Linked DNA regions of Homo sapiens: region 2 is linked to region 1. A link is an interaction called in ENCODE POLR2A ChIA-PET data of the cell type or tissue named here. Cell type or tissue: GM12878. All regions are shown on one strand. Links, peaks and the distances in the headings refer to the core of each region. The heading gives the core; the rest is flanking DNA.

Evidence for each region. Peaks named below come from ENCODE experiments on the same cell type or tissue, not always from the same donor. Only the 100,000 strongest peaks of a DNase experiment are listed, where the experiment ranks them.
Region 2: POLR2A ChIA-PET joins it to region 1 with 10 read pairs; 16 of 35 experiments call an interaction of 5 or more read pairs at or near these places.

The regions. Positions count from the first base shown.
Region 1 is chr14:23,017,053-23,029,651 of GRCh38, forward strand. It overlaps PSMB5 (proteasome 20S subunit beta 5), which reads right to left. Exons shown (of 3, transcript NM_002797.5): 3 at 8,804-9,323. The coding sequence ends at 9,037. Among named protein-coding and RNA genes, the nearest start is that of PSMB5, 12 kb to the right of the region's middle. RefSeq lists an enhancer at 8,065-8,154. In GM12878, for the core only: no CTCF peak of the experiment used is centred there; no DNase peak of the experiment used is centred there.
Region 2 is chr14:22,953,708-22,966,306 of GRCh38, forward strand. It overlaps HAUS4 (HAUS augmin like complex subunit 4), which reads right to left and starts at 3,383. Exons shown (of 10, transcript NM_001166269.2): 1 at 3,209-3,383; 2 at 1,393-1,469. The coding sequence starts at 1,447. PRMT5-DT (PRMT5 divergent transcript) reads left to right here. Exons shown (of 3, transcript NR_110002.1): 3 at 624-985. It overlaps MIR4707 (microRNA 4707), which reads right to left and starts at 3,322; the gene lies at 3,243-3,322. RefSeq lists enhancers at 3,075-3,204, 3,587-4,166, 4,167-4,745 and a silencer at 4,545-4,905. In GM12878, for the core only: no CTCF peak of the experiment used is centred there; DNase peaks (open chromatin) are centred at 3,104 and 3,514; H3K4me3 peaks cover 2,244 bases; H3K27ac peaks cover 1,814 bases.

The sequences.
Region 1 (12,599 bases), core at 3,103-11,102:
TTTTGCATTTTTAGTAGAGACGGGGTCTCACCATGTTGGCCAGGCTGGTCTCGAACTCCTGGCCTCAGATGATCCACCCACCTCGGCCTCCCAAAGTGCTGGGATTATAGGTGCCTTTATGGTTTTTCTCCTTGGCAACCAGTTACTGTGAAAATCAAGTACTGTGAAGATACAGGGTACATCCACAAGTGTCCCAAGACCGAGAACAAGCTCATTTGCAATGCGTGGGACAGGATTCTGCAGCACTGCACCTAAGTGCTGTGCTCCTTTGCCATGTGGGTGTGTGTGAATTTTTCGTGGTGTTTCTACTGGAAGAGTCAGGACATTATTTGCAATCTGATTTATCTGTTTTCTTGTGATTAGGTTCAGGTTAAGCTTTTTTTTTTTTTTCTTTTTTGATACAGGGTCTTGCTCTGTCACCCAGGCTGGAGTGCAGTGATGTAATCACAGTTCACTGCAGCCTTGACATCCAAAGCTCATGCCATCCTCCTGCCTCAGCCTCCTGAGTAGCTTGGGACTACAAGTGCATGCCACCATGCCCTGCTAATTTTAAAAAGTTATTACTTGGTAGAGACAAGATCCCCCTATGTTGCCCCGGCTGGTCTCAAACTCCTGGGCTCAAGGGATCCTCCTGCCTTGGCCTCCCCAAATGCTGGAATTATAGGCATGAGCCACCACATCAGGGCCAAGGTTAAACATTTTTAGCGAGAATATTACTTAGGTAATTTTATATACTTCTTATTGTATCACATCAAGAGGCATATAATGTCAGTTTGTTCTATTATTGGTGACTGCAAGTTTATTCATGTCTGCTAGACGTCTCTGTTGTAGAAGTATATTTGCCATTTGTAATTAATTAGTAAACTAATAATAAATAGAGTGATTGTTATGGGCTGAAATGTGTTCCCCTAAAACTTATATACTGAAGCCCTAACCTCCAGTACCTCAGGATTCGACTGTATTTGGAGACTGAGTCTTTAAAGAAGTGATTAAGTTAAATGAGGCACTTAGGGTAGAGCCAGTCTGACTGGTGTCCTTATAAGAAGAGGGAATTTGGACACAAAGAGATACCTGTGGTGCACAGAGGAAAGACCATGTGAGGATACAGTGAGAAGGCAGCTCTCTGCAAGCCAAGGGGACTGAGGCTTCAGAAGAAATCAACACTGCTGATACTTTGATCTTGGACCTACAGCCTCCAGAACTGGGAGAAAGTAATTTCTGTTGTTTAAGCCACTCAGACTATGGTGTTTTGTTATAGCAGCCTTAGCAAACTAATACAGTGATTATCTTAGATAATGTGAATATCCTGTTCTTCCACAACCTTGCACCTTCCTATTTTTGCATTGGGGTTTGCCAAATGGTGATTTTTCAAATTCTGTTATTTCTTCTACATATAATAGCTGGCATCTATCTACTCATTTTTCTCCTCTTTGCCTTCTTCATTATCTTCTTTACATTTATGTTATTTCTTTTTTTTTGAGATGGAGTGTCGCTCTGTCGCCCAGGCTAGAGTGCAGTGGTGTCAAAAAGAAAAAAAAAAAGTCCCAAAAAAACAAAAAAGACCATCCTGGCTAACACGGTGAAACCCCGTCTCTACTAAAAAATACAAAAAAAACAAAAATTAGCGGGCATGGTGGCGGGCGCCTGTAGCCCCAGCTACTGGGAAGGCTGAGGCAGGAGAATGGCGTGAACCTGGGAGGCAGAGATTGCAGTGAGCCGAGATTGCGCCAATGTTGCCTGGGCGACAGAGCGAGACTCTGTCTCAAAAAAAAAAAAAAGAAATTCACAAAACAAGTAATTTTAATTTGTCTTAATTTTAAAAATTAATATACGTTTCATAGTTTTTTTGTTTTTGTTTTTGTTTTTTTGTTTTTTTGAGACAGAGTTTCACTCTTTCACCCAGGCTGGAACGAAGTGGTACAATCTTGGTTCACTGCAACCTCTGCCCCCTAGGTTTAAGTGATTCTCCTGCCTCAGCCTCTGAGTAGCTGGGATTACAGGCGCATGCCACCACACCTGGCTGATTTTTGTATTTTTAATAGAGACAGAGTTTCATCACCATATTGGCCAGGCTGGTTTTAACTCCTGAATTTAGGTGATCCACCTGCCTTGGCCTCCCAAAGCACTAGGATTATAGCCATGAGCCACCGTGCCTGGCCCATAGTATGTTTAAGAGCAGCAAAGGGCATCTTAAAATTAAACAATATGGGAGTCACAGTGCTAAGAAGGGTAGGAACCACTGGCAAAATGACACCATAGTGAAATCATTCATTAATTTTTTTTTTTTTTTTTTTTTTTGAGATGAAGTCTCGCTCTTGTTCCCCAGGCTGGAGTGCAATGGCGCAATCTCGGCTCACTGCAACCTCCACATCCCAGGTTCAAGCGATTCTCCTGCCTCAGGCTCCCGAGTAGCTGGGACTACAGGTGCCTGCCACCACGCCTGGCTAATTTTTGTATTTTTAGTAGAGACGAGGTTTCACCGTGTTGGCCAGGCTGGTCTTTTTTTTTTTTTTTTTTTTTTGAGACGGAGTCTCGCTGTCGTCCAGGCCAGACTGCAGTGGCGCTATCTCTGCTTACTGCAACCTCCGCCTCCCGGGTTCTCGCCATTCTCCTGCCTCAGCCTCCCGAGTAGCTGGGACTACAGGCGCCTGCCACCATGCCCGGCTAATTTTTTTTTGTATTTTTAGTAGAGATGGGGTTTCACTGTGTTAGCCAGGCTGGTCTCGATCTCCTGACCTCAGGTGATCCGCCTGCCTCGGCCTCCCAAAGTGCTGGGATTACAGGCGTGAGCCACCGCGCCTGGCAATCATTCATTAATTCTGTATTTTTTTTTTTTTTGTAGTGGAGTCTTGCTCTGTTGCCCAGGCTGGAGTATAGTGGCTAGTGGAATCTCTGCTCAGTGCAGCCTGCGCTGCAGTTCAAGTGATTCTCTTGCCTCAGCCTCCCAAGTAGCTGGGATTACGGGTGCACACCACCACACCCAGCTAATTTTTGTATTTTAGTAGAGACAGAGTTTCACCACGTTGGCCAGGCTGGCCTCGAACTCCTGACCTCAAGTGATCCACCCACCTCGGCCTCCCAAAGTGTTAGGATTACAGGCGTCAGCTAATGCACCTAGCCTCATTAATTCATTTATTAAAAGTACATTTATTATATATCTTTCCTGAGTAGCCAACAGCATGCTAGACACTGTGGGGGAACAAGTAAAAACTACACTATAGTGCTTAACTGAAAAAGCAGGCAGACATGCCAGGAAACAACCAGAGACACTACATAGATGCTGTTTGATGTGGCACATGCCTAAGGCTGTTTTTTGATTTGTTTTGTTTTGTTTGAGACAGGGTCTAACTCTGTCACCCAGGCTGGAGTGCAGTGGTGCGATCACAGCTCCCTGCAGCCTCATGTCCCAGGTTCAAGTGATCCTTTTGCTTCAGCCTCCTGAGGAGCTGGTACTAGAGGTATGTACCACCACACCTGGCTAAATTTTAATATCTTTTGTAGAGATGGGGGTCTCATTATTTTGCCCAGATGGTCTTGAACTCCTGAGCTCAAGTGATCCTCCCACCTTGGCCTCCCAAAGTGTTGGGATTATAGGTGTGAACCATGGCACCTGGCCCTAAGGCTGTTTAAATGAGATGTAGAACAGTGCTGACCCCTAGCCAAGGACCGCACTTGGATTGATCCACCTTTATGCATTTTTCCTCTTTAGGAGGTGCTTGGAAATGCAGGACTATGCTGAATATGTTGTGTTGGTTTAAAATGCTCCATTGCTTTCTTTTCTAAAGACTAAGCTATGAGCGCAAACTCAAGACTCAAGGGAGACATGGTGATTATGAGCCCTCCCACATAACCATGGTGCTCAGAGGATTCCCTCTAATCAGACAATACCACACATCACCGCTGGAGATAAGCTGCTGTGAAAAAAAGCCTGTGTATTGTGTGAAACTCTGTATGCATGGGGAGGCTTAGAGTGCATAGGTGTCTCTGGGATAGTGATGGTGTTGAGGCTAGAATGAGAAAAGAGCTGCGGTCGTGCAAAAACATCCCCTCTACCTTGGTGCCTTGTAGGCTACACCTACTTCTATTTGGACCTACTTATTTCTCGTCTTACCTGACATGTGCTATTCCTCAGTCTTCCTGGGAGGTAGTGGCTTCCCTCTCCTGACTTAGGCACCCTAGGCCCTGATCTGCAGGCATGTTTGCAGAAAAGAGGATGAGTTATGTGTGTATGATGTGTGTTGCCAGGGAGTATGGAGGTGTGGGGAGAGAAGGCTTCTTAGTGAACCTAAAAACAAATTTTCGAAGGTACTGGATCTGTGATCCTGCCTCACTCACCCTGTTACTTTTACGACACAGGTTTCTAATTTTCTGTCTTCGGCCTGGCTGGATTGAGATGGGGGTTGTGAGAGCCCAAACCTTCTTTCCAACCTCGCATAAGTGGTGTAGACATGGAGAGATTCTTGCAGAATTTAAGTGACTGTGACAGTACAGGGGCAACACACAGAGAGGCACGTGTTCATTACGTATGGCTGGAGAAATTATCTGTCTCCAGGGGGACATGTTTCACTGTGCATTAGCTTCGAGCCGCTTCCTTCCTCCCTGTTTTTCTGCCCACTCTCTCTATCACTGTCCTTCTTAGTCTCCTTTCCCACTCCCTGTCTGCCCCCATTCACAGTCCAGCTCTGCCTGTCAATATCTCCATCCATCTTTCTCTGCCACGTTCACATCTCCCTCTGCACTTTGCTCAATCTCGCGCTTGCTGTCTGGGAGTCGCTTTTGTTTGTCTCTGGTTTGTCTCTTGTTCTCTCTAGTTCACTTTCTGCCATTCCATCTGTTTTCCTCTATAATACCAGCTTTTTGGGTACCCTGCAGTTAATGATAACCTTTTCTTGTTACAGTAAAGCCTATAAGCAGCCCTTGGTTTATTGATTGATTGGTTTTTATTTAAACTCTGCAAAGGAAAGAGAATTTTTATAAAGTGAGAGAGCAGAGAGAAAACATGGAACGAGGCAAAGGGAGGAACAGCCTAAGATGGGGCCGGGGATAAGTAATGGGAAGCATCAGAACGTGTCGAACCCATGGTGTCTTATTTCTTTTCAAATAAACTGGGTCATATCTTTATGGCTGATGACAGCTTAATCTGGACCATAAAGAGTTAAATACCAGCTTAAGCTTGGCACCTAACTCAGAGGCAAAAGCTTCTGGGAGAAATGAGTTGGGTCAAATAAGCCCAAGAAGCTGACGTGGGTAGAATTTCTTCTGCTTGACCCACTAACAACTGCAAAGGGGACATTTTAGAAATGTTTTTTATTGAAATGCTTCAGTGGGGGCAGAGCTCCTGGAAACCAGAACTTGGCTCTGAAGCCACGCCTGGGGAGCACGGGAGGCTGACTTGGGGGGAAAAAGAGGGGTGGCCCAGGTCAGGTAGAAGGTGGCAGCAGCTGCTGATCAGGGCAGTTCTGATTGCTGTTTGAGCTCCCTCTTGCCCACTATAATTAAAGCATTCCCAGTATGATTCTGGCTTCCTGAAGGGAAACTAGAATTTATAAAAACAAACAAGAAACAAACGCAAAACAGCAGAGGTGCTTGGTTGCAATATATGTATATTTTAAATTATAGAGCACTGCTCTATACTCCATACAGTTTCAAAGTCCGTATCTGTTATAGCCCTGGGAGCAGGTCAGGGGAAGATCTAACAAAAGAAACAAAAATAAAAGAAAATTAAAAACCTAAATGTATCCACCGAAAATTAGATATGGTCATGTAGATTCTCTCCTAACCCAATCATCCTATCCTTGTTACTCCTGACACAAGGGAAATGCTCCCCTCAAAATTTCCATCCACCTTTTTTTTTCTACTTTATTCTCTTTTCATCCCACCTCTTTCTTCCTTCCCCTAACAGACCACATAGAATCCGTGGGCCAGAATAAATCAGTTATTTTATTTCCCCTCGGAGGATGTGACCTTCCACTCCCCAAATGGCTCTGACAGTTTTCTCATTTGCTAGCTGAGGAGGATATCAAGAGACACTGACCTTCTGGTTTTGCCTAAAGAGGAACACTCAGTAACTATTATCCTTCAGTCTTTGATTTGCGTTAACTGTGCCCTTCCTCCCTCCTCCCCCACATCCTCACCTACCTTTTCACCTTCCTTCATGAACATTCTACTCACCCCACAGTGCACTGCTACTCCCCACAGCCCTCCCTTGCCTGGTGTGCAGATGCTGGAAGGCTAGCAAGAGAAAGCAAGGGGCCTCCAGGAGTATTTGCTCCCTATTTAATCAGATTAGTCCCATCACCTACCCCGAGGAGCCAGATTTTGGTGTTACTGAGTTATCTGTTGAGGGAAGAGAAGTTGTCAGACATCACTTAAAGAGCCCAGTCCCTTGGACGCCTGGGAACTGCTGAGAGAAATTAATCTTCCAGCTATTTAAGGCGATTTCTTTTCCATCATCCTTTGTCAAGAGGACTGTACTGGGAAATGAATCTGATGGGAGTCCCTGAACTGGTACACTCCACTCAAAAACATCTCTCCAATCCTATGCGGCATCCATCATTCCCACACAAGCGGAGACACACATCGCTGCAAAGCCAATTTCCCCCCAGTAACCATCAGCAAGAAATCACAAATGCACAGGGTGGATACCACTAGCCTACAGACTTGCAGTTTTTCCCTACCTCTGCTCTACTTTCTTCCCAGAAAAACCTACCACAAATCGAGCTCTTCCATTAAATGAGTCTTTTACCCAAGACCCAGGAAGGTAGATCAACAGGGATATGCCAGAACAGAACATGCATTTTCTCTTCTAACATAAGGACTCTGCCAGTGCAGAATAGGTGTTTCCGTTAAACAGCTAAACCACTGCCAAAGCAAAGTGTGAGACAGAAACAGGGCAAAGGGTTGCATTGTTTCACGATCATCTCTTCTCTCCAGAATGAATTTTCTGTTCATGGACCAAAGCTGGGGTCTTATGCTCTCTGGGGTCATGTAAGGAAATTCCAATCTTCAATTCTCTTTCTATCCTTAAGGCTATTTCCCAGGGAAGAGGTGTTCAAATTGTGTTCCTTGAGGTTCCAAGAAGTGCCAGGGACTGTGTATGTGTATGGGGCTAACAAAGGGTGCTGCGGGGAGTGGCTGGATGGGGAAGCTCAATAGTGGAGGCTCTGGACCTCTCAGCTCAATTTCAACCTCTGATTTTTTTTTCAGGCATTGGGATTTCTCCTAAGAGTGCTTTTTTTTTTTTCTTTTTTTTTTTTAAGATCTGCAAACCAATGTCCTAAGTGGGAGGAAGATGACCTACCTGTGCTTCTCACGCAGCTAACCATTTCCCAACAGTCTACGAGAAGGAAGATGTAGCTTGGGTCCTGCCTATTTCTTTCTTTCTTTTTTTTTTTAGATGGAGTTTTGCTTTTGTTGCCCAGGCTGGAGTGCAATGGCACCATCTCGGCTCACTGCAACCTCTGCCTCAGCCTCCCAAGTAGCTGGGATTACAGGTGCCTGCCACCACACCCAGCTAATTTTTCGTATTTTTAGTAGAGACAGGTTTCACCATGTTGGCCAGACTGGTCTCAAACTCCTGGCATCAAGTGATCTGCCTGCCTCCGTCTCCCAAAGTGCTGGTGCTGGGATTACAAGCCTGAGCCACTGTGCCCCGCCCAGCTCCTGCCTATTTCAACCATGTAGTCTGAGTCCACACCAGCAGCTCCCTGACTGCAGGGGCTCCTGAGATACTTTCCTGCAAAAAATTTCCTTAGGCACGAGTCATTTGTTTTCCAAACCCCCTTCTCCGATTTCACTAATTCCCAATTTCCCTGCATTTGACAAATGCAATTAACAAGCCTCGATCAGTTCCTGGCCGACAGCCCTCATCAATCAATACGAAGACTGCACAAGGCTGAGGGGGAAGGGAAGGTAGCTGCAGTACAGGAGAGGAGGGTTTACCCCCTCTTCTTCTGTGAATGACTTCTCCAAACCTCTCAGTCTCAAAACATGACACTGGGTTGTCACCTTCACCAACCACTTTCTGCCTTCTGACTAAATACAAGGTGGTATTGTTTGTGTCCTCCGCTCCCATTTTTTAAAGGTTTCTCCCATCAACCTCCTCTATCCCCTGTCTTCTCTTTAACAGAAGGCCTTGCCATCTGCTGCCACCATAGCTTGGGAACTCCCCCCAGCCCCAACAGTGCTGGGTGTGATAAATCAGCCATCTCTCTGCTCTCAGCAGGGCCTCTTCCCCACCCACACATTCCAGTGACAATTTAGTGCTGCTTCCTGACCAGGAGGCTATAAAATCACCATCACTACCCTCTCCCCTCCACACATATGCACTGGAGGACCAAAAGGACAAGGGTCACCAAGCTTGTGGTTACTACTGCTTTCACAGCCACTTCTTTGTCCTCCCCTTCCCAGGGTCCAAGCCTTCCCTTCCCAGTTGGTTTAAGAGTCAAGATTTACCCTCTTCACCCTTCCGCTCTGCATGTAGCCTCAGCCTCCCTTCCCCCACCACAGGGTGACAGCCTTTTCCGCTGGAGCCCTGCCTGGTACAGCCCTGTGCATCTTTCCACCTCATCAACTTTTCATCTCTTTGTAAACCAAATCGAGAAGTGTCTCCCTCCTCCCTGCCTCTCTCTCCTTCTCCGTTATTAGCTTCATGAGTGGGGACATTAATGTATTCACTAGACAATGTCTTCACACCACTGTTTCCTGTAATTACAGTCACTTCCCTTCCACTGTCCTGGCTTATTTGACTGAAAAGTGCTTGGAGGAGGGACAGTGTGGACAAAAGATGCAACACAGGCTGAGATTGAGTAGTGAGTAGTGTAATGTTAACATCCAAGAAAGTAAAACAAATAGTCACCTCTGCAGCAGCTCATTAATGACTGGTAACACATAGAGGTCAATGTGCCAGAGCTTAAAAAAAAGTACTGATACAATTGAAGGCCCTTCCACTATAAATAGGATGGAGGATGGGTCACTGTGTCCGTATTACCAATGACAGTCACCCCAAGAAACACAAGCAGCTGCATCCACCCTCTTTCAGGGGGTAGAGCCACTATACTTCTCATGTAGATCAGCCACATTGTCACTGGAGACTCGGATCCAGCCATCCTCCCGCACGTGGTAGAGGTTGACTGCACCTCCTGAGTAGGCATCTCTGTAGGTGGCTTGGTAGATGGCTCGACGGGCCAGATCATAGGCCTGCTCCACTTCCAGGTCATAGGAATAGCCCCGATCCATGACCCCATATGCATACACAGAGCCAGAACCTACAGAGAAGGTGGCCCCTGAAATCCGGTTCCCTTCACTGTCCACGTAGTAGAGGCCTGGAAAGGGAGATGAGGTTAGCAGGAAAAAAAAAAAGATCACCCCTTTTGATATCTAATTCATATGCCAAGGCAGTAGTTCTTTTTTTTTGAGATGGAGTTTTGCTCTTGTTGCCCAAGCTAGAGTGCAATGGCGCAATCTCGGCTCACCACAACCTCCGCCTCCTGGGTTAAAGTGATTCTCCTGCCTCAGTTTCCCAGGTAGCTAGGATTACAAGCGCTCGTAACCACGCCCAGCTAATTTTTGTATTTTTAGTAGAGACGGGGTTTCACCATGTTGGTCAGGCTGGTCTTGAACTCCTGACCTCTGGGGATCTGCCCTTCTCGGACTCCCAAAGTGCTGGGATTACAGGCGTGAGCCACCTCGCCCGGCCAGCAGTAGTTCTCTTAAAACCTAGAATAAAATTTAAAAAAATAAAAAAATAGGCCGGGCGCGGTGGCTCATGCCTGTAATCCCAGCACTTTGGGAGGCTGAGGTGGGCAGATCACCTGAGGTCAGGCGTTTGAGACCAGCCTGACCAACATGAAGAAACCCCATCTCTACTAAAAATACAAAATTTGCCAGGCGTGGTGGCACATGCCTATAATCCCAGCTACTCAGGAGGCTGATGCAGGAGAATCACTTGAACCTGGGAGGCAAAGGTTGCGGTAAGCCAAGATCGCGCCATTGCACTCCAGCCTGGGCAACAAGAGTGAAACGCTGTCTCAAAATAATATAATAAATAGGCCAGGCGCGGTGGCTAACGCCTGTAATCCCAGCACTTTGGGAGGCCGAGGCGGGTGGATCACGAGGTCAGGAGATCGAGATCATCCTGGCTAACACGGTGAAACCCCGTCTCTACTAAAAAACAAAAAATTAGCCAGGTGTGGTTGCGGTCGCCTGCAGTCCCAGCTACTCAGGAGGCTGAGGCAGGAGAATGGCGTAAACCCGGGAGGCGGAGCTTGCGGTGAGCCGAGATCGCGCCACTGCACTCCAGCCTGGGAGACAGAGCAAGACTTTGTCTCAAAAAAAAAAAAAATAATAATAATAATAATAAATAAATAAAATAATATATATATATATAAAAGAGAAACCCAGGGAAGCCAACATAAATACAAGATAGGACTTCTATAAAATTATTATTATTTTTTTAAAAGCTAGCTGAGTGTGGTGGTGCATGTCTGTGGGAGGTTGAAACAGGAGGATTGTTTGAGCTCAGGACTTGCAGGCTGCAGTAAGCTATAATCACACCACCACACTCCAGCTTGGGCAACAGACTGAGATGCTGTCTTCAGGAAAAAAAAAAAACCTGAAGGAATAAAATTTAATATTAAGACTCCAGGATTCTACAACATACCACCCCATCTCACCTTATATTATAATAACTACCTTGCCATGTTGCCGATCCTCTCAGCACACCCACAAAACAAGTACATTCCAAATGACTTAGGTTTCAAGCACAGAACTTCAGACACTGTGAAAGATAACATTTAAAACATAATCCCCGGCCAGGCGCAGTGGCTCAAACCCGTAATCCCAGCACTTTGGGAGGCCGAGGCAGGTGGGTCACCTGAGGTCAGGAGTTCAAGACAAGCCTGACCAACATGGAGAAACCCTGTCTCTACTAAAAATACAAAATTAGCCAGGCGTGGTGGCGCATGCCTGTAATCCCAGCTACTCAGGAGGCGGAGGCAGGAGAATCACTTGAACCTGGGAGGTGGAGTTTGCAGTGAGCCGAGATCGCACCACTGCACTCCAGCCTGGGCAACAAGAGTGAAACTCTGTCTCAAAAAACAAACAAACAAAACATAATCCCCACTCCCCCATCAAAAGACCCCATAATCCCAGTCACTTGAGCCCAGGAGGTTGAGGCTACAGTGAGCTGTGATTATGCCACTGCACTGCAGCCTGTGTGACAGAAAAACAAACTCCATAATGCCAGAACTCAAAGAGTTTAGACTATCTGGAGAACAAGACATACTTTACACAGGAGGATAATAAAGCCTAGAGTTTGTAATCACATTGTAAAGACCTGCACTGTCCATATGGTAGCCACTAGCCACACAGGACTAGTTGAGCATTTGAAATGAACTAGTACTACCTGCTAACATAATATTTTGGATTTATTAGGTTAAACAAAATATATTGAAATTAATTTTTTTTAATTTTAAAAGCGTAGCTAGTATAAAATGTAAAATTACATATATGGCTCACATTATATTTCTATTGCTGGTATAGACCAGGGTTTGGCCAGGCCAACTGCCTTTATTTTTGTAATTAAAATGTTATTGGAACAGAGCCACTGTTTCCATACTGTCTATGGTTGTTTTGTGCAACACCGGCAGAGTTAAGTATTTGAGACAAAGATTTAGGCCTGCAGACCTAAAATATTTACTATTTGGCCCTTTATGAAAAAACTAGCTGACTTTTGGTACAGATGAAAATTTAGACAAAGTGTTCAATCCCAACTGCCTACTGGATCCCTCCAGCTGGATGTCTTTGTCATCATGTACAGATTCAAACTTCCTAAACTTAGATACCAGTGGTTCTCCATTACCTACCACACTCATCTCTCTTGTGCGCCACAAACCCACGCTTCCTCCTGTCTTCTGAAATTCTGCCAATAGCATCACTACTCTTTTTCCTGTTTCAGTGATTCTCACATCTCACTGTGCACTAGAGTCATCTAACAAAGATTTTTTTCAAAAATGCACAGGACTTACCCTAGGTATTTTTTATAACTGGTGTGGGGTGGGAAACAGGTATGGAACTTGTTTTTTAAGTCCCCCAGGTGATTTTAATGCAAGCCAGCTTGAGCACCTCTGCCCTTATTGGTTTTCAGGTTCAGGTGATTCTGATGTCTACCTTACTCCTTTCTCTGGCCCCTCCTCAGCCCCAGTGCCATGCTCTCTTGCCTAGAGGGGGGTCATCATCTGGTTCCAAAGTACCCTTCTGGCTTTATGGCTCACTATTCCCCTTCACCCACTTAGTTCCAATTAAACTGGACTTTCAGTTACTCCTCAAAAGCTCATGCTTCTTTCCTCCCTTTCTTTGTTATGTTCCCTTTCCCTTTTTTACATCCAGGACAACCACCACCAATCCATGAAGTCTTCCCCAATTCCTCCCATCATAAGTAATCTCTTCCTCCTCAAAACTCCTTCCGCATTTGACTGGTTCTTTTTATTTATTGATTGACTGACTGATTTTTGAGACAAAGTTTCTTTCTTGTTTCCCAAGCTGGAGTGCAATGGCACAATCTCAGCTTACTGCAACCTCTGCCTCCCAGGTTCAAGTGA
Region 2 (12,599 bases), core at 1-8,000, 66 kb before region 1:
CCTCCCAGATTCACGCCATTCTCCTGCCTTAGCCTCCCAAGTAGCTGGGACTACAGGCACCCGCCACCACGCCCAGCTATTTTTTTTTTTTTTTTTGTATTTTTAGTAGAGGCGGGGTTTCACCTTGTTAGCCAGGATGGTCTCAATCTCCTGACCTCGTGATCTGCCCGCCTCGGCTTCCCAAAGTGCTAGGATTACAGGTGTGAGCCACCGTGCCCAGCCTCTAATTTTTGTATTTTTAGTAGGGACGGGGTTTCTCCATGTTGGTCAGGCTGGTCTCAAACTCCCAACCTCAGGTGATCCGCCCGCCTTGGCCTCCCAAAGTGCTGGGATTACAGGCATGAGCCACCACACCTGGCCAGCTGGCCCAAATACTTATAATTGTCAGTAGAGTTGAGTAACCCATGTAGATACAAAACAGCACAGGCATGAGAAAAAAGTGTAAGAAATTGAGATCCTCTGGTTTTTCCATATGCTCAAGGAGCTTTCTTTCCATTTCTTTTTCCATATGCTCTCTGTTGGGGTCTTTTACCTCTACTTGCCAAAACACCCAAATTTTCATTCTTTGGAACATTATACCCAAAGTCTTTTTGGGAAATAAGAAATCTCTCTTTTTCCCTAAGGTACTGAAGCATCCAATATGGAAATAGTCAAGATATAGAAAATGCAAGCTCTTGAAGGATTCAAGATATAGAAAGGATCTGAGATATGGAAAGAACTCAGGATATAGAAGGATCTGAAATTTTGGAGACTAAGATATGAGAATATTTAAGACACAGGTAGGAAGGACACCTTCAAGGAATTTGCTGGCTACCCTTATTTTTATAATATGCTTGCTAACATCAGCATGGGAGCATCTTGAGTTTTTAGCCTACTACACAAGCAGATATTGAACCAACATTAACAGGAATTAGTGTAGTCTGTTTTCCAATAAGAGAGTGTTCAAGGATCTTCATGTATTCCAGTTTCCTCAGAAACACATGCTTCTGTGAGGAAAACCATACTGGGGAAACTTATAAATCCTTTTTTTTTTTTTTTTTTGGAGTCTTGCTCTGTTGCCCAGGCTGGAGTACAGTGGCACGATCTCAGCTCACTGCAAGCTCCGCCTCCCAGGTTCACACCATTCTCCTGCCTCAGCCTCTGGAGTAGCTGGGACTACAGGTACCCACCACCACGCCCAGCTAATTTTTCGTATTTTTAGTAGAGACAGGGTTTCACCGTGTTAGCCAGGATGGTCTCGATCTCCTGACCTCGTGATCCACCCACCTCAGCCTCCCAAAGTGCTGGGATTACAGGTGTGAGCCAATAAATGCTTTTTACTAGAAAAGGCAAGAACCTGGATAAGACCTCTCTGGATAAATCATCAAACCTTTTGCAAGTGGCTACTCTTACCTTGTTGAAGTATTTCCATCCCTTCTCCAGGTGAGCAGAAATCCCCGGATGCCATTTGATTTTCTTGGGATTCTAATCTGTGGAACCAAGAAGTGAAAGAAAACAAAAAGATGAATAAACAGCTGGCTGCTCCAAGGACACTACCTTATGTTCAAATTTCTGCTGTCCACAAGCTGGAAAGGAACCTCAAGGATGACTTTTACAGAGGGCCTATACCACACATCCTGGGTCCCAAGCTCTTACACAAGCTTTATGGACAAACAGATTTACAAGTGCCAAAACATGTCACATTCTAAGCACACATGTGTTTCCACTTGCTCCAAGCTGTCCAAAAGGAGCATCCTAAAAAGAGAACTTTCCAATTCACTGAGTCTAAACAAGAGGATTCTCCACCACCACCACCATTATGCCAAAGTTAAAACTGAGCTGCAGCTTCCCAGTTATGAGTGAACTGGGGGAAAAGGGAAAAAAATCAAAGTCTACTTTTTCCCCCCAAATAACTCAGCTATCAAATTCCATAATAGTTTTTTTGTGCTTCTTTTTTTGTCTAAGATCTGTTGGTAGTTTTTTTTTTTTTTATCATTAACTCTAGAATCATCCTTCAGGAATGACAAATCATTCCACACTTGAACAACTGGTTTTCACATAACAGCCTAAGAAAAGAGCACCTGGAGGAAACAGCGTGACAAGAAGACTGACAGTGAGGTCAGTGGCAAAAGAGTAATGCAAAGGTGTAATGTGGCTACAACGAGAACGTGAGCTGTGGGTGTTTTGCCAGAACATGGAGTGCGCTGAAAGGAATGACACCAACACAGGGGCAGTAAAGATGGGCACAGTTTGACCTCAGGAGACAAAAATTTTCCCTTGACATTACTTTTCATGTTTTTGCTCTGCCCCTCCTCTCTGCAAGGTATCAAACTCCAAAGGGCAACTGAGCCTCCCAAAGCTGAACAGGCATTGAAGGTTATTATGATTTAACGCTTCATGTTTATAGAACATTTGGTTTACTCGATCGTTTTATGAGTAACATCAAAGTAACTACTCATTTGTTTTCTAACATGGTCTAGAGGGGGACGCAGCTGAGGAGGCAGAATGCTGGGACTTAATTTGCAGCTCGGCCGGCCGTTGCTTCTGAGAACTTAAGGAAAATGCTTTTTTCTGTGCCAAACTTTTCCCACCTGCAAAACTGAGATAACGATTCCTGCCTTGGATGAGACATTAAGAATTAATAACACAATCGACTTGTCAACAAAAGCCACTACTTAGTTAAGTTCAGTGTTTTAACAATTCTGTTTATCGTTGATCTATGACTGCAAATAAAAAGTTTTGCAGGCAAATTTCGCACTTGGAAATGAAGACCAACCCAAATTCCAAAAAGCTAGCTGTTCGTCCCCCCCTAGGGTAAGTGTCCCCTTGCGTTTTTTAGGGTGCCTTTCTTTACCCTTCTTAAAGGTTACAGGGCGTGAACGGCAATCAGGCTCGATTCTCCACCCTCTGCACTCAGACGTGTTAAAACGCTGCTACAGGGACCCAAGCATTTAAATGTTCTGACTCAGGCGTCTTTTAAATTCTTAGAGCTGTCTTTACACGCTGCACTGAACGTTAAATTGATTTTACAGGTTATTTTCACAAGATATGACCCTTACAGGGCCCGAGATGAATCAAAATGCAGAACGGGCTCTCCGGCGCCTACTTCCCTTCTGTCTGGGCGGCCAAGGATTCCCAAGAGCGACGACGGTCTCCGGCCACTGGCCGGAATGACTCTCCCAGAGCTCCTCTTCCCCGAAGCTCCGCCCGCCGACCCTCTAAAGCAAACCTGCACACCCTGGGGCAGCTGAAGCTCTCAAGGCGGTGCCGAGAACCTCGGCTGGGGCGGGCTGGCCAGCAGCGTCTACACCCCAGAACCCGCCCGCGCCGGGGCTCCGGAACCTCTCGTTCGGGCCGGGCGCAGGGGCTGGGGGAAGCGAGGCCCGGAAAGACCAAGCTGAAAGGCCCGGGAAGGGGAAGGAGCCGAAAGTGCACTAGAGGCCGCGACGAAGGAGGTGGAGGCGGGGCCACACTCGAGGCGGGAACGGCAGGCCCCGCCCCTCGACGGGTGCGCGCTGGGTTCCCAACGCCCTGGGTTCGCATGCTCGGGTGGTGGAACCCGGACTGGGAAACAGGATGGTCTCGGAAAGGCTTTTTTGCCCCTTCTCATTAGTGCCTCCCCAGTGAAGGGCAGATGCTGAGAAAATGGTGGTAATTGCTAACATTTATTGAGGGCCTACGATGAGTCAGGCACTACGCCAAGCATTTTGCTTGCCTTGCCTCGTTTTTTTTTTGAGACGGAGTCTCGCTCTGTCGCCCAGGCTGGGGTGCAGTGGCGCAATATCGGCTCGCTGCAAGCTCCGCCTCCCGGGTTCAAGCAATTCTCTGCCTCAGCCTCACGAGTAGCTGGGATTACAGGTGCCCGCCACCACGCCCGGCTAATTGTTGTATTTTTAGTAGAGACGGGGTTTCACCGTGTTAGCCAGGATGATCTGGATCTCCTGACCTCGTGATCCACCCGCCTCGGCCTCCCAAAGTGCTGGGATTACAGGCGTGAGCTACCGCCCTCGGCCAGGCCTCGTTTAGTTCTTAAAGCGTCCTGTGAGAAAGTCACCATTATACTCATTTTACAGAGGGGGAGAACTGAGGCACAAAGGGTTAAGTTCGAGGTCGCCATTTGGGGGGTCTAAACCTGTCCCAATAGCTCTCGGAAGGAACCTTCCCAGACCTGCCACCCAAGCCGCGTCCTGCGAGTCTCCTCACTAAGGCCTGGCTCTGAGGCGCTGCCGCCCAGCCCAGCCCAGCCCAGCCCAGCCCATGCCGGGCACCATACAGTGCTTCCTCAGGGTCACCTTCCTCTCGAATTCCCACCACAGACTCCCTATTAGCGCGCATTCCTCATTCGCCTGTTTTGTTTGTTTGTTTGTTTGTTTTCTTGGGGGTACGGAGTTTCGCACTTGTTGCCCAGGCTGGAGCGCAGTGGCACGATCTCGGCTCACCGCAACCTCCACCTCCCAGGTTCAAGCGATTCTCCTGCCCTAGCCTCCTGAGTAGCTGGGATTACCCGCACGAGCCACCACGCCTGGCTAATTTTTATATTTTTAGTAGAGACAGAGTTTCACAATATTGGCCAGGATGGTCTCGCACTCCTGACCTCAAGCAATCTGCCCGGCCAAATATCTTTCACCTGTCTTAATCTTTTTTTTTTTTTTTTTCCAGACGGAGTCTTGCTCTGTTGCCAGGCTGGAGTGCAGTGGCGCGATCTCTGCAACCTTCACCTCCCGGGTTCAAGCGATTCTCCTGCCTCAGCCTCCTGAGTAGCTGGGACTACAGGCGGGCGCCACCACGCCCAGGTAATTTTTTTTGTATTTTTAGTAGAGACGGGGTTTCACCACGTTGGCCAGGATGGTCTCAGTCTCCTGACCTCGTGATCCGCCCGCCTCGGCCTCCCAAAGTGCTGGGATTACAGGCATGAGCCACCGCGCCCGGCCCACCTGTCTTAACCTTAAACCCAACCCTCACTCCCACCCACACCTTCGGTGAATTATTTCAAAAATATAAATTTAAAAAAATAAAGAGCTGGGCATGGTGGCTCACGCCTGTAATCCCAGCACTTTGGGAGGCTGAGGCGGGCGGATCACGTGAAGTCAGGAGTTTGAGACCAGGCTGGCCAACCTGGTGAGACCCCCGTCTCTACTAAAAATACAAAAAATTAGCTCCAGAGGCTGAGGCAGGAGAATCGCTTGAACCCAGGAGGCGGAGGTTGCAGTGACCTGAGATCGTGCCACTGCACTCCAGCCTGGGCAACAGAGTGAGACTCGGTCTCGAAAAAAATTAAAAATAAATAAAAATTAAAAATAAAGAAAATGTTTAGGCGGGGTGCAGTGGCTCATGCCTGACCCAGCACTTTGGGAGGCCGAGGCAGGAGGATCACTTGAGCCCAGGAGTTCGAGACCAGCCTGGGCCACATGGCGAGACGATCCCCATCTCTACAAAAAAAAAATACAAAAAGAAAATATGCAATACTAAGTAAACTGTGCCAAGTATATCACATCTTTTACATTAGATAAGGTGATAGCCTGGAGTGATAGGAAAGGAATCTCCGTTAGGTGTGCTGAGAGATGGGGAGTTTCGCCTTTTCCTTCAGTACCAGCTACAGAATTCTATTAATATGCATAGAGGAATGGTGTGGTCCAGTGAAGAAATTTTATATTCTTGGTCAGCTCATCAGCTGCCACCTTTCATGCTTAATATTGAACTGCTGTCATTTTCTGAAGCTTTTAAAAATCATTTATGCTTCCTCAGCTCTGAAGCACAGCAAAGTTAAATATCAGGCATAATGTCCATAGCAAACGGCACTTGGAACAAAATAGCAAGTATGCTTTGGTGACTCAGAGCTGATCGGAAATCTACTGAAATTTTGTCTCTCAGATTTGTCAAGTTCTCTAATATGGTACTACGAAGCTTTGGCTAAAGTACTTTGGGGAATGAGGGGGTGAAGGATGGAGCAAGCTGTCTTCAGGTAGGAGGACAGAGGGGATAGTGATGCAAAGAAGCCTTGAATTGGATCAGACCTTCATGTGCAATTATCTGTTCCATCTCTGTCTCTACAAGTTGTGTGACCTTGGGCTTCAGGGTCCTTATCTGTCAAAAGGAGGAAATAACTTATTTCTAGCTCCTCCAATCTCATAGTGTCGATGTAATGATCAAATGAGATAATGGCTGAGAAAGTGCATTGGAAAGACTAAAAGTGAGGTGTTTTAAATTGACACTTATTATGCACCTATTAAGTGCCTTGGGAGAGACACAAAGCTAAATATGGCCCAGTCCTTGCCCCAAAGATGTTCATAATCTAAAAGATAAGACGTATGCACATGAAAAGCAAATAATACAAGGCAGCAAACTGGTGTCAAAAGAGCAGTTTAGATTATAAATACTAGAGAAACATGAAGAAGGTACAGAATTCTTTCTGCAGAAATAGATAGGATAGAATAGATGAAATAAATCTTACTTTCATTGGGCCTGAAAGGATAGAGAAAATTTGGATCATTTAGAATGAAGGAAACATCCCAGCAAATGGAAGCAGAGACAAGGGGAGTATAAACTGCATTCTAGGTCCAAGAGGAGACAGGACCAACCGAAGTGAAGGATTTTATAGGCCAGCTCTACGTAAGACTGGAAAGTTAAGCCTATAGTCCATCCTGGCAGTTAAAAATGCAGCAAAGGCCGGGTGCGGTGGCTCAAGCCTGTAATCCCAGCACTTTGGGAGGCCGAGGCAGGCAGATCACGAGGTCAGGAAATCAAGACCATCTTGGCTAACACGGTGAAACCCCGTCTCTACTAAAAATACAAAAAATCAGCTGGGCGTGGTGGCGGGTGCCTGTAATCCCAGCTACTCAGGAGGCTAAGCCAGGAGAATGGCGTCAACCCAGGAGGCGGAGCTTGCAGTGAGCGGAGATTGCACCACTGCACTCCAGCCTGGGCGACAGAGAGAGACTCCATCTCAAAAAAAAAAAAAAAAAAAAAAAGAGTGCAGTGAAGTGCTGGGAAAAAAAGTTTATAATCAGACACCATCCGGTGTCCTTGAACAAGAAAGAATTGTAAGAAAGGACCTAGAATTCATTCATATTCTCTCTCTCTCTCTCCCTCTGTCCTTCTCTTTCCCTCTTTTTTGCCAGAATTTTAAAAAACAGCTTCATTGAGGTATTTTGGCACACAGTATTTAAAGTGTACAATTCAATACATTTTGATATAACTATATATGTGTGAAACCATCACCAAGATCAAGATAGTGAACATATGTATCACACTCTAAAAGTTTACCTGTGCCCGTACGTAATTCTTTTCTCTAGCTTCTCCCTGCCCTACTCAACCATCAACTCTGTTTTCTGTCACTATAGAATAGTTTGGACTTTCTAGAATCTTATGTAAATTGAATCAAATAAAGATGTACTCTCTATGTTGGGGTCTCACTATGTTGCCCAGGCTGGTCTCGAACTCTTGGGCTCCAGTGATCCTCCCACCTTGGTCTCCCAAAGTGCTGGGATTACAGGCATGAGCTACCACGCCCGACCAATTCATTTTTAAGTTAATGTCATTTTATTGCTGATAAATATGAAATCCTATTTAAAACCTTAATTTGGGCCGGGTGCGGTGGCTCACGCCTGTAATCCCAGCACTTTGGGAGGCCGAGGTGGGCGGATCACGAGGTCAGCAGTTCGAGACCAGCCTGACCAACATGGTGAAACTCTGTCTCTACTAAAAATACAAAAATTAGCCGGGAGTGGTGGCAGGTGCCCTGTAATCCCAGCTACTCAGGAGACTGAGGCAAGAGAATCGCTTGGACCTGGGAGGCAGAGGTTGCAGTGAGCCGAGATCGTGCCATTGCACTCCAGCCTGGGCAACAGAGCAAGACTCTGTCTCAAAAAAACAAAAACAAAAAACAAAAACAAAACCTTAATTTGTTTGGGTTTATATTTAAGGAGGTGCTTCTAACAGCCCCAGGGTACCTATCTCCATACTTAATTGTTGGTTCCGAGTTCCAGTGAGGCACTTATTTGTTGAAAAACGAATTTTCGGCCACAACCACACTACAAATACCTTACATCGCTTTGTTTATTCCATGGAATGCTTGGCTTTTATAGGCCTGTCCTTTCATTAGTGTTGTTCATCTCACCTTCTGTTATGCCATATGCAAAATACAATCATTCACTTCTTAAATGCTCTTTAATGATAAAGCCAAGAACATACTCAAGTATTCCTGAGCTAGACTCCTGTAAGGGTGGGAGGTCAGGGTGTAGGAAGATAAATTAGACATAACTCCTGCCCTCAATCCAACTCTACCGTTTCAGACATTGCTGTTGACCTGGTCTTCTAAAAACTATTCATGTATGTTTTTAATTTAGTGATAAATGTAAATGAGAGTCTGAGAAAAAGTCTACATAACCTTTCAGACTTGGACATTCTTTTGCTGCATTGTTTAGAATTGCAGAGAATGGAGATTTGTAAGAACATTGCAGGCACTTTGCCTCCCACACTAAGGCCGGGAAACAAAAATTCCAGAGAGAAATTCCAGGTGAGTATTTAGTACTGTGAGTACTAGTACTGAGTATTTTAGTACTAGTATTTAGTATTTAGTACTGTGAGTACTGTGAGTATTTATGATACCAATAGAAATCTTTGAGTAGAATATGTTCTCACTAAAAATATGGGCTTCAATAACCAGTTGCAAAGCTAAGACATTAAAATAGCATTGGAACTTGGAATCACTGTTGTTGTTTTTTTTTGGAGACAGGGTGTCTCTCTGTCTCGCAGAGGTATGATCACAGCTCACTGCAGCCTTGACCTCCCAGGCTCGGGTGATCCTCCCACCTCAGCCTCCTAAGTAGCTGGAATTCCAGGCACATGCCACCAAGACCAGTTACTTTTTTGTCTTTAGTAGAGACAGTATCTTGCTATGTTTTCCAGGCTGGTCTTGAACTCCTGGGCTCAAGTGATCTACTTGCCTTGGCCTCCTAAAGTGTTGGGATTACGCGTATGAGCCACCGTGACTGGCTGGAATCATATTTAACTGATCAATAATTTAGAAAAACTTGAAAAATAAGCCATATCACTTTGAAAGTATTTGAATACATTCTGATATTATATGGACTGAGAAACTAGTTTCAGAAATAAAAAATTTTACATGCAGTCAAGAGATTTTAGATTTATTTTCAAGATTGTTCACTGGAAAATGAAGGTATTCAGAGCTACAACTATTGATGATTAAGCTAGAAAATTTCATGCCTACTGTAAGCACATAATTTAAGAAGAAAACAAGTGGATAAAAAAATATGTAATCAACCTATGACATCAAATGAAAATTTTAGAACAAATGTTCATAATGTGCCATTTTTTCAATTGCTTAACACCTCCAAGGGGATTTCAAAGCTAGGCCCTTGAGGCTTCAAGGGTTGCCTGTCTGTTCACAGAAATTTCTGTTATACAAACTAGAATGAGCCTGGTTTTACTTTGAGACACTATTGTGAACTAGTATATGAAGTAGGCCTGATAGAAAATTTTAGAGCTCAAAGAAAAGCTAAGAAATTTGGCTCAAAAATGGGACAGATTGAAACCATTTTTAAAGGAATATGAGACTATAAAGGAAACTGATTCAGGAGGGGAAGACCAGTATCATTTTGAAAAGCTAGACATGAAGCACAAGGTGGGCAATTCTTGTTATAATGATTGAGTATGCTGCTATAACTTGAAAGCGTGTGCCAGGGTGATAAAAGTATTTCCCTGGATTTTAATTAATTAATTTAGAGACAGGGTCTCACTGTCACCCAGGCTGAAGTGCAGTGGCACCGGTTTCAGTCACCCAGGCTGCAGTGCATGGGTCACTGCAGCCTCAAACTCCTTAGCTCAAGGGATCCTCCCTTCTCAGCCTCCCAAGTAGCTGGGACTACAGGCATGCACCACCATGCCCCAGTAGTTTTTTAAATTTTTTGTAGAGACAGGGTCTCACTATGTTGCTGGGCTGGTCTCGAACTTCTGGCCTCAAGCCATCTTCTTGAGCCTCAGCCTCCCGAAGTCCTGGCACTACAGACATGAGCCACTGCATCCAGCTTTCCTTGGATTTTTGTTTGTTTGTTTGTTTTTTGAGACAGAGTCTCGCTCTGTCGCCCAGGCTGGAGTGCAGTGGTGCGATTTCGGCTCACTGCAAGCTCCGCCTCCCAGGTTCACACCATTCTCCTGCCTCAGCCTCCTGAGTAGCTGGGACTACAGGCACCCGCCACCACACCCGGCTAATTTTTTGTATTTTTTAGTAGATACGGGGTTTCACCGTGTTAGCCAGGATGGTATCAATCTCCTGACCTCGTGATCCGCCCTCCTTGGCCTCTCAAAGTGCTGGGATTACAGGTGTGAGCCACCATGCCTGGCCTCCTTGGATTTTAAGCTGGTGGTGACACTGTTTTATACCAAGTTGCACATGAAAGAGATATTCTCCTTTAAAAATTATATCAGAACCAGTGGGAGAAATAGAACAACTAAAGGACATTTGGAGTTTCATGCTTGGGAAGAACACACATTGTGAATTTTGAAACGCCTCCTATGATTAAGGTATTATGGCAAAAAAAGCAAAACCTTGAGAAAGTTAGCAACTTAGTAGACTTTCTATATTCCACTTATCGAAGGGAAATTTTGCTCAGTTAATTTGCAGTATGCAGCCATAGTAGCCAAGTAGATTATTCCAGCAGGGTTTCCCATGACTGAATTGCCTTATAAAAAAACCCAGGCACAGATAATTCTGAAATGGATGCATTTCTTGGGCAGCATTTCAAAACTAATTTATTGCTTTCTTCAAATGATTAATAATGGAAGGTTTGATGGGGAGGGAGCCCATCAGAATCATACAAATCATGGGATACTGACCCAAAAGTCTACAGGAGCCAGGAGGGTAAATAATGTGTGAAGGGTGCAGACTTCAGAGTGGTGGAGACTGACAAAGAAGAGACTACACCAAACAAAGGAGCAGCCATCATTCAGTCCCAGTGGACAACTGGACCTAATGCCGTAGGGTACAGAGTGATGATGGGTCCAGAGTCATGACAGAATGATTGCTGCCATGTGGGAATGGAAGCTCAGGGATGACAGATCTTCTGATTATTAAAAAAACAAACAAACAAACAAAACCTTAGAAATCCAGCTCTTCATATAAAATATCCAGATTTTTATGTGAAATTTCTGTTATAAATGTTGGCAACCAGTTTTTTTTTTTTTTATTTTATTTATTTATTTATTTATTTATTTTGAGACAGAGTTTCGCTCTGTCGCCCAGGCTGGAGTGCAGTGGCGCAATCTCGGCTCACTGCAACCTCAGCTTCCGGGGTTCAAGTAATTCTCCTGCCTCAGCCTCCCAAGTAGCTGGGGTTACAAGCTTATACCACCATGCCCAGCTAATTTTTGTTTTTTAGTAGAGACGGGGTTTCACCATGTTGGCCAGGCTGGTTTCGAACTCCTGACTTCAAGTGATCTACCTGCCTCAGCCTCCCAAAGGGCTGGGATTACAGGCGTGAGCCACCACGGCCAGTCCTTTTTTTTTTTTAAGACCGAGTTTCGCTCTTGTTGCCCAGGCTGGAGTGCAATGGCATGATCTCAGCTCACCACAACCTCCACCTCCCAGGTTCAAGTGATTCTCCTGCCTCAGCCTCCCGAGTAGCTGGGATTACAGGCATGCGCCACCACGCCCGGCTAATTTTGTATTTTTAGTGGAGACACGGTTTCTCCATGTTGGTCAGGCTGGTCTCGAACTCTCAACCTTAGGTGATCCACCTGCCTCGGCCTCCCAAAGTGCTGGGATTACAGGCGTGAGCCACCATGGCTGGCCCACGCCCAGCCTTTTTAAAATTTTTGAATAGAGATGGGGTCTTGCTATGTTGATCAGGCTGGCCTCAAGCAATCCTCCCATCTCCACCTCCCAAAGTGCTGGGATTACAAGCGTGAGGCACCATGCCTGGCCTTTTGTTTCTAATAATTACTTTGCAATTGTTGACATGTTGCTTGTAATCTTTTCAAGTCATTTTATGCATTCATTTGTCTCCCTGGCTAGACTGTGACCTCCTCAAGGACAGGGACTCTCAGTATATTTCCTTTGCTTCTCCTAATGTGTTTTTTTTTTTTTTTTTTTTTTTGAGACGGAGTCTCACTTTGTCACCCAGGCTGGAGTGCAGTGGGACCATGCTGGCTCACGGCAACCTCCGTCTCCTGGGTTCAAGCAATTCTCCTGCCTCAGCCTCCTGAGTAGCTGGGATTACAGGCGCCCACTACCACACCCGGCTAATTTTTTATATTTTTAGTAGAGATGGGATTTCACCATGTTGACCAGGCTGGTCTCAAACTCCTGACCTCAGGTGATCCACCCGCCTTGGCCTCCCAAAGTCCAAAGTGCTGGGATTACAGGCGTGAGCCACCATGCCCTGCCTCCTTTTTTTTTTTTTTTTTTTTAGACAGAGTCTTACTCTGTCACCAAGGCTGGAGTGTGGTGGCGCAATCTCAGCTCACTGCAACCTCTGTCTCCTGGACTCAAGTGATTCTCGTGCCTCAGCCTCCAGAGTAGCTGGGACTACACGAATGAGCCACCACACCCAGCTAATTTTTGTATTTTTATTAGAGACAGGGGTTTCACCATGTTGGCCAGG